2 separate regions of the Homo sapiens genome follow, and region 1 is linked to region 2. A link is a contact called in ENCODE Hi-C or POLR2A ChIA-PET data. All regions are on one chromosome and are shown on one strand. The core of a region is the stretch at or near the end of the contact, and the rest is flanking DNA. Distances in the headings are between cores, read along the strand shown.

Evidence for each region. Hi-C counts contacts between places; a loop is a spot of excess contacts on that map. ChIA-PET counts read pairs that join two places held with the same protein, here RNA polymerase II (POLR2A). Pooled maps may share reads with other maps.
Region 1: POLR2A ChIA-PET joins it to region 2 with 10 read pairs in Panc1. The contact joins the enhancer-like site here to the promoter of WBSCR23 in region 2. A Hi-C loop is called at or near these places in 5 of 50 pooled maps. POLR2A ChIA-PET finds 5 or more read pairs at or near these places in 12 of 52 experiments (A549, Caco-2, H1 and 8 more).

The regions. Positions count from the first base shown.
Region 1 is chr7:74,570,749-74,574,641 of GRCh38, reverse strand. The region is part of intron 22 of GTF2IRD1 (GTF2I repeat domain containing 1); the gene reads right to left. Among named protein-coding and RNA genes, the nearest start is that of MIR10525, 23 kb to the left of the region's middle. Within about 2 kb of position 1,735, at least 4 of the 41 ENCODE cell types and tissues checked have a DNase peak (open chromatin) inside an H3K27ac peak, as active enhancers do.
Region 2 is chr7:74,530,470-74,534,080 of GRCh38, reverse strand. WBSCR23 (Williams-Beuren syndrome chromosome region 23) reads right to left here and starts at 1,489. Exons shown (of 1, transcript XR_007060383.1): 1 at 868-1,489. The region is part of intron 9 of GTF2IRD1 (GTF2I repeat domain containing 1); the gene reads right to left.

The sequences.
Region 1 (3,893 bases), core at 486-2,985, 40 kb before region 2:
AAAAAAATACAAAAATTAGCCTGGCACGGTGGTGCACGCCTCCAGTCCCAGCTACTTGGGAGGCTGAGGCAGGAGGATCACTTGAGCTTAGGGAGGTCGAGGATGCAGTGAGCCGTGATCGTGCTACTGCACTCCAGCCTGAGTGACAGAGAGAGACCCTGCCTTAAAAAAAAAAAAAAAAAAAAATTCCAGTATCTAGGCCCGGTGTAGTGGCTCACGCCTGTAATCCCAGCACTTTGGGAAACCAAGGCGGTGAGATCCCTTGAAGCCAGGAGTTCTAGACCAGCCTGGGCAATGAAGCAAGATGCTGTCCTACAAAAATATTAAATAAGAATAATGAGGCCGGGCTCAGTGGCTCACACCAGTAATCCCGGCACTTTGGGAGGTCGAGGCAGGTGGATCACCTGAGGTCAGGAGTTCGAGACCAGCCTGGCCAACATGGTGAAATCCAGTCTCTACTAAAAATACAAAAAAAAAAAAAAAAAAAAAAATTAGCTTGGTGTGGTGGTGCATGCCTGTAATCCCAGATGCTCAGGAGGCTAAGGCAGGAGAATTGCTTGAACCCGGGAGGCGGAGGTTGCAGTGAGCTGAGATTGCACTGCTGCACTCCAGCCTGGGCAATAAGAGCGCAACTCTGTCTCAAAGACAAAACAAAACAGAAACAAACAAAAAGAATAATGAAATAATAATAAAAGACCAGTATCTGGCACAGTGCTGGCCCCAGTGAGACACCTGGGCCTGTGCACAAATGAGTGACTGCACCTGCGCCCCCAAGGCCTCTGTTGGGGCCACACGAAGTCTGCTGTGGGTGGTGCTGAGCCCTCTCCATGACACGAAGGTTCTTAGAGGGCTAGGCCTGCATGGCCCCCAACCTCCACCTCCCTCCTCTTTTGTCCCCACACCCCTCCCCACAAGGCTGGAAGGATCGGGTACACCCAGTAAACCACATGTGCTGAGCCATGGTTACCACCCTGCCCCTGCTCTACTTCTATGGCTCAGACACACGCATCAGCTTCTGTTCTGCACAAGGTGCCTGGCGACCCCTCGGTGCTGATCTCATTCCAGCCCAAATAAAGGTGCTGGTTGCTCTTGTCAGCTTGGGTGGTCTTCGCTGGGGAAAGGGTTTCTGGGAGGCTTTCTGGGATGTTGCAAAAGACTCTAAAGGCGCCCCCAACCCTGCTCCCTTTCGGGTCCGGAAAGCCCCTGTCTATTTTAAATTTTAATCGTTTTTTTTTTTTTTGAGAGAAGGTCTTGCTCTGTTGCCCAGGCTGGTGGGCAGTGGCACGATCACGGCTCACCACAGCCTCAACCTCCTGGGCTCAAGTGAGCCTCTTGCCTTAACCTCCTGAGTAGCTGGGACTACAGGCATGTGCCCTCATGCCTGGCTCATTTTTTGTCAAGATGGGATTTTGCCATGTTGCCCAGGCTGGTCTCGAACTCCAGGATTGCTCAAGCAATCCGCCTGCCTCAACTTCCCACAGTGCTGGGATGACAAGTGTAAGCAACCGCACCCAGCCTGGAAGCCCATCTAATAAAGGCTAAAAACCTTGGAGTTCCCTTCCCCGACGTGTGGAAGGTTGGGGGGCAGAATGGTGTTGCAATGACCCCAGCTAAGTCCCCACCAGCCAGAAAAGGGCAGGGTCTCCCCAACATGCCATCATTTCATGGCCCACTCTGCCACTTCAGAAGAAAGGAGGCGTCGGGCCAACTCTGGGCCCGGCAGTAGGGCGTCTCGTCTGCCCACAAAGGCCTCCAAGCCCCGCCCCGCAGATGCCAGCTCTCCCTGGGAAGGCAGAAGGGAGATCATTACTGAACCCTAATTAACAAAGACAAGCAGAGATAATTCAGTGGAGAAACATGTGGCTGGCGCTGGAATTGTGATATCTTTAGAAACTTGAGAAAGGGTGGCTTTATTTTGAGCTTTCAAGAGCTCAAGACAGAGTTGGAAGGGTAGAGAGGGGGTGGGGAAGGCTGAGAGAGGGAGGCAGGGGCCAGAGGGTGTGTGCCTGTGTGTGATTGGCGACAAGGAAATGACTCTCAAGTCTTGGGCAGCAGAAGGGAGGATCATGGAGGATGTCCTTGTTCTGTATCACGTCAAAGAAATGGAGACCCAAAGACAGTTAACTCATCCAAGATCAAAGACAGTAAGTTAACTTATCTAAAATCAGAGACAAGCAAGTTAACTTATCCAAGATCAGAGATAGTAAGTTGACTTATCTAGATCAGAGATGGTAAGTTAACTTATCCAAGATCACAGGTAGCAAGTTAACTTATCCAAGATCAGAGATAGCAAGTTAACTTATCCAAGATCAGAGATAGTAGGTTAACTTATCCAAGATCACACAGCTCAGAAGTGATGGTACTTCTTCCTGAGAAGGCAAAAAGGGACCTGTTCCTGTGCCTGCCGCTCTTCAGTCCCTCCCCATGTCCACCCCAGTACCCTCTGCAGAGGTCAGTCCTACACTAGCATCCAGGCCTGGCTCAGGTCATCCTCTCCAGGAAGCCCATCCCACCATAGCACCCACTGGGTGACAGGAGACCCCACAGAAGAGAGAGGCTTAGCAGGAGATCAAAGAGGACAATGACAAGTGGTGCTACTGTATTTGAGGCTTCTGGCTTTTCTCCACTTGTACCCCCTGAAAAGGGATCACAGCCCTGTGCCTGGCAGGCATTTCACCCACAGCTGAGCTTCTCAAAATGGGCCTCAAACAATTCTGGTGGGGGTGAGAGGTGAGTGTAAGTGGAATGATCTTCCTCGGTGGCATGTAATTTTTTTTTTTTGAGACAAGGTCTCACTCTGTTGCCCAGGCTGGAGTACAATGACAAAATCATAGCCCACTACAGCCTCCAACTCCCAGGGTCAAGGGATCCTCCCACCTCAGCCTCCTGAGTAGCTGGGACTATAGGCACACGCCACCATGCCTGGCTAATTTTTTATTTTTTGTCGAGACAGGATCTCTTTATGTTTCCCAGGCTGGTTTCGAACTCCTGGATGCAAGTGACCCTCCTGCCTTGGCCTCCCAAAGTGCTGGGATTACAGGCGTGAGCCACTGTGCCCAGCTAGCAGCATGTAATTTGACATAGTTCCTTAAACTGAGATGAAAGTGGAACGTTTACAGAGGAGACGATGTGGGGATGTCCTAGATAAAACTGGAGCCCACCAAGAGCTTGGCCCCGACCAGTGGGGCTGTACGGGTTCCTCCGCTATGGGGACGTCAGCAGAAGAGCTTACCAGGGCCAGGCCTGAAGGGCCCTGTCCATGCTGCAAAGCCAGGCCTCCCAGGCTGTCCCCGCTCCATCCTGGCCAGTCTCTCTGCCTCACCACCTCCCACTCATGACAGCCCATCCCTCCTTCTCACCTGGTCATGCACTCCAGGGTGGCCCCAGGGGAGGCAGACGTGGCGTGGGCAATTCTTCTCATTTTACAAGTAGGGAAACTGAGGCCCAGGTAGGCAAGCCTGACTTGCTGGAGTCACACAGGAAGTTGGCAGCTCTGCCACATCCCTGGGGTCTGGAGCCCCTGCTCTGGGGAAGGAGAGGTGGGGCGCTGCCTTCCCACAGTCCCCTCAAGCTGGCAGGGACTGCTGTACCCCCAGGGTGAGAGGAGAACTAAAAGGAGCGGAAGCTGGCCTGGGTCCGGGGAGAGCCCTCGTGTTTGCCCAAAAGGGAACTGGAGAAGGGTGGCTGGGCCCATACGCAGGGAGGAGCTGTGGGGAGCTGGTGGCGGGGCAGCAAAGAGAAGTGGATTTGGTGGGTAGAGGGGCCCCTCCTTGGTTTTAGTCCTCCCCACAGCCCCTCCAAAACCGGCAGGGCTCTCTTGTCCCTTTCTCCTCTCCTGCAGCAAGCCCTATAGGAAGCGGCCTCTCTAGTGAGTGGCAGCTCAACCTCTGCTT
Region 2 (3,611 bases), core at 240-2,739:
CAACCGATCGTGGCAGCACAAGGTGAACCGTGGGATCCTTTTTTTTTTTTTTGAGTTGGGGTCTTGCTCTATCACCCAGGCTGGAGTGCAGTGGTGCAATCATAGCTCACTGCAGACTTGAACTCCTGGGTTCAAGCGATCCTCCTACCTCAACCTCCCAAGTAGCTGGGACTATAGGCATGCGCCACCAATGCCAGCTAAGTTTTAAATTTTTTTGTAGAGACAGGGTCTTACTGTGTTGTCCACATTGAACTCCTGACCTCAAGTGATCCTCCTGCCTCAGCCTCCCAGAGCGCTGGGATTACAGACAAGAGCCACTGTGCCTGGCCTTGTGGGACCCTTCACAGGTGTCTTAGAAATCAAGGGGGCCCAAGCAGTGAGCGGCCAGCCCTTCCCTTAGGGAGGGAAGCAGGAGAGACTTTGCAGGAGAGAGAGCAGTGAGCTAGGTGAGGTGACTGGAGGCTGGAGGTGGAGGTGCACGGCCTTCAGTGCTGTCCTCAGGCACCTGGCCTCTACCCTGTGGGCAACAGGTGCCCCAATGGTCATGACAAGGTCAGATTATCAGAGAATGTATTGGAGGAGGGGAGGCTGGGCACCCAGGGGCCCATTTAGGGACCCAAGTCATCCAGGTAAGATGCATGGAACCAGCCGGGCGTGGTGGCTCAAGCCTATAATCCCAGTACTTTGGGAAGCCCAGGCAGGTGGATCACCTGAGGTCAGGAGTTTGAGACCAGCCTGGCCAACATGGTGAAACCCCGTCTCTACTAAAAATACAAAAACTAGCCAGGTGTGGTGGTGCATGCCTGTAATCCCAGCTACTTGGGAGGCGGAGGCAGGAGAATTGCTTGAACCTGAGAGGCGGAGGTTTCAGTGAGCCGACATAGCACCACTGCACTCCAGCCTGGGCAATAGAGTGAGACTCCATCTGAAAAAAAAAAAAAAAAAAATGATGCATGGAACCTCTAGCCAGGAAAATGAGGATGAAATAAAGGTCTGAGAGTCTGAGAGGGCGGGGCTGGGCTCACACACTCTCCTGCCTCCAGGACTGGAGTTCTGGCATTCTTTCCCTTCTAACCTCAGCCCCACCAGGGTGGTGCCTGGTGGTGGGTCAGGGGCCCTCAGGCAGCTGATTATGGAGGTACAGCTTCCCTGCCATGGAGTGGCTGGACCACGGACAGAGCCTTGGGCTCTAGGGGGAATGTAGGAGGAAAGAAGGGATGTCCCAGCCTGCATACCTGACAATGTCCAAGGGAGGACCCAGCAGGAAATTAAAACAGAGGCAAAAACACCAGTCCTGGGAGGCAGAGCCGGGGGTGCAAGGCTGACGGTGACTTCTGTTTTCACGCTGGAGGCCCCACTCCCCTGCCACTCCTGAAGGCCCCCACACATCTGGATCCACAGGCCCAGAGGCAGCCTCAGGGAATAATTTTGGGGGAAAACTGGCTTCCTTTCTGAGGCCTGCTTCCTCAGCCCCACCCAGTGATGGAGACACAGTCAGCATTGGTTGTCGTTTTATTATTGTTTTCAGAGATAGGGTCTGGCTCTGTCGCCCAGGCTGGAGTGCAGTGGCGTGATCATAGCTCACTGCAGCCTCCAATTCCTGGGCTCAAGTGATCCTCCTCCGTCAGCCTCCTCAGTAGCTAGGACTACAGGTGCATACCACCAGGCCTGGCTATTTATTTTATTTTTTGTAGAAATAGGGTCTCACTATATTGCCCAGGTTGGTCTCAAACTCCTGGCCTCAAGTGATCCTCCTGTCTCAGCCTTTCCAAGTGCTAGGATTACAAGTGTAAGCCACTGTGCCCAGCCTGCAGTTTTATTATTTACAGTTTTATTTATTTATCAGGGAGAACAGGGTCGGGGAGATGTGGGTTCGAGACAGCATCAGGGACTTACACCATTCCCTGGGGGGGCATTGGGGGTGGAGGCAGATGTCAGGGAGCGGTCAGATGCCCTCACGGGCTGCCCGGACTGGAAGGCCCACATGATAGGCACTGACCAAGGGGTCGCTGGCCAGCCTCTAAGCACAGTTCTGAGTTCTAGAAATCTTCTCCAGATACTTTCTCCTCCTAAGTTCTGGCTTAGCTAGAACCAATATATCTGCCCCTGAGGTGTGAACCCACAGCCCTGGGGGATTCTATTGTATCCCAGTAGGAATACAGACATGAGAAGTAGGAGGCCAGAACTTGGCATGAGTTGGGGTTGGGGCAGAGGTGGGGGGCAGAGAGCTGTACCACCAATAACAAGACCCTCAGGCCTTGTAGAAAGCACTTCTGACTCCCAGATGGTGCATACCCTGCAGATACCTGGGCCAGGGCAGAGACTCTACCTCCTGGCTCCCCCCACTTTTTTTTTTTCTTTTTGGAGATGGGGTCTTGCTACGTTGGCCAGGCTGGTCTTGAACTCCTAGGCTCAAGTGATCCGCCTACCTTGGCCTCCTAAAGTGCTGGGATTACAGGCCGTAAGCCACTGTGCTCAGCCCCTGGCTCCTTTTTAAGCCCTCCTCTCCTGACTCACTTTTGCCAGCATGATCTCAGATGGTTAAATGATGAGGCTGGGGTGTGTAATAGAAAAAAGTGTACTTGGAGGCTCTGAAGCTGTAGCCACTGTTCTAAGCATTTCATCCACATCTGGTAATTTACTCTCCGATCAACACTATGAGGCATGGACAATTATCAGGCCTGGTTATTCTATGTTTAATTTATTTATTTAGAGATGGATTCTCGCTGTCACCCAGGCTGGAGTGCAGTTGTGCCATCTTGGCTCACTGCAATCTCTGTCGCCCGAATTCAAGCCATTCTCATGCCTCAGCCTCCCGAGTAGCTGGGACTACAGGCGTGCGCCACCACACCTGGCTAATTTTTGTATGTTTAGTAGAGACGGAGTTTCACCATGTTGGCCGGGCTGGTCTCAAACTCTTGACCTCAGGTGATCCACTCATCCTGGCCTCCCAAAGTGCTGGGATTACAGGCGTAATCCAGGCCACCATGCCTGGCCTATTTTTTATTTTTTGAGATGGGGTGTCACTCTGTCACCCAGGCTGGAGTGCAGTGGCACGATCATAGCTCACTGCAGTCTCGAACTCCTGTGGTCAAGTGATCCTCCCATCTCAGCCTCCAAGTAGCTGGGACTACAGGTACCTGCCACCATGCCTGGCTAACTTTTTAAATATTTTGCAGAGATGGGGTCTCGCCATGTTGCCTGGGCTGGTATCAGGCCTGGTTTATGTAAATGAGGCACAGAGTGGTTAAGTAACTTGCCCAAGGACGCCCAGGTCGGAAATGTCTTCAGGTGCACCGATGCACTTAATGATGTTTTAATTCACAAGGGAAATAAGGACAATGAAAAAACACCTCATGCTTATTAAACATCTGCTACATGTCAGGTGTGTTTCATCCACTTTTTCATTTTATGTTAGGAAAACTTGGGTCGGGGGGGCCATCATTGTCCCTTCCCCCCACCCCTGCCGCCTTTTTTTTTTTTTTTTTTTTTTTAAGAAACAGGGCCTTGCTCTGACACTCAGGCTATGCAGGCCTGGGCAATATAGCAAGATCCCATCTCTATTCAAAAAAAAAAAAAAAAAAAAATTACAAAGTGCCTGATTAGGCCAG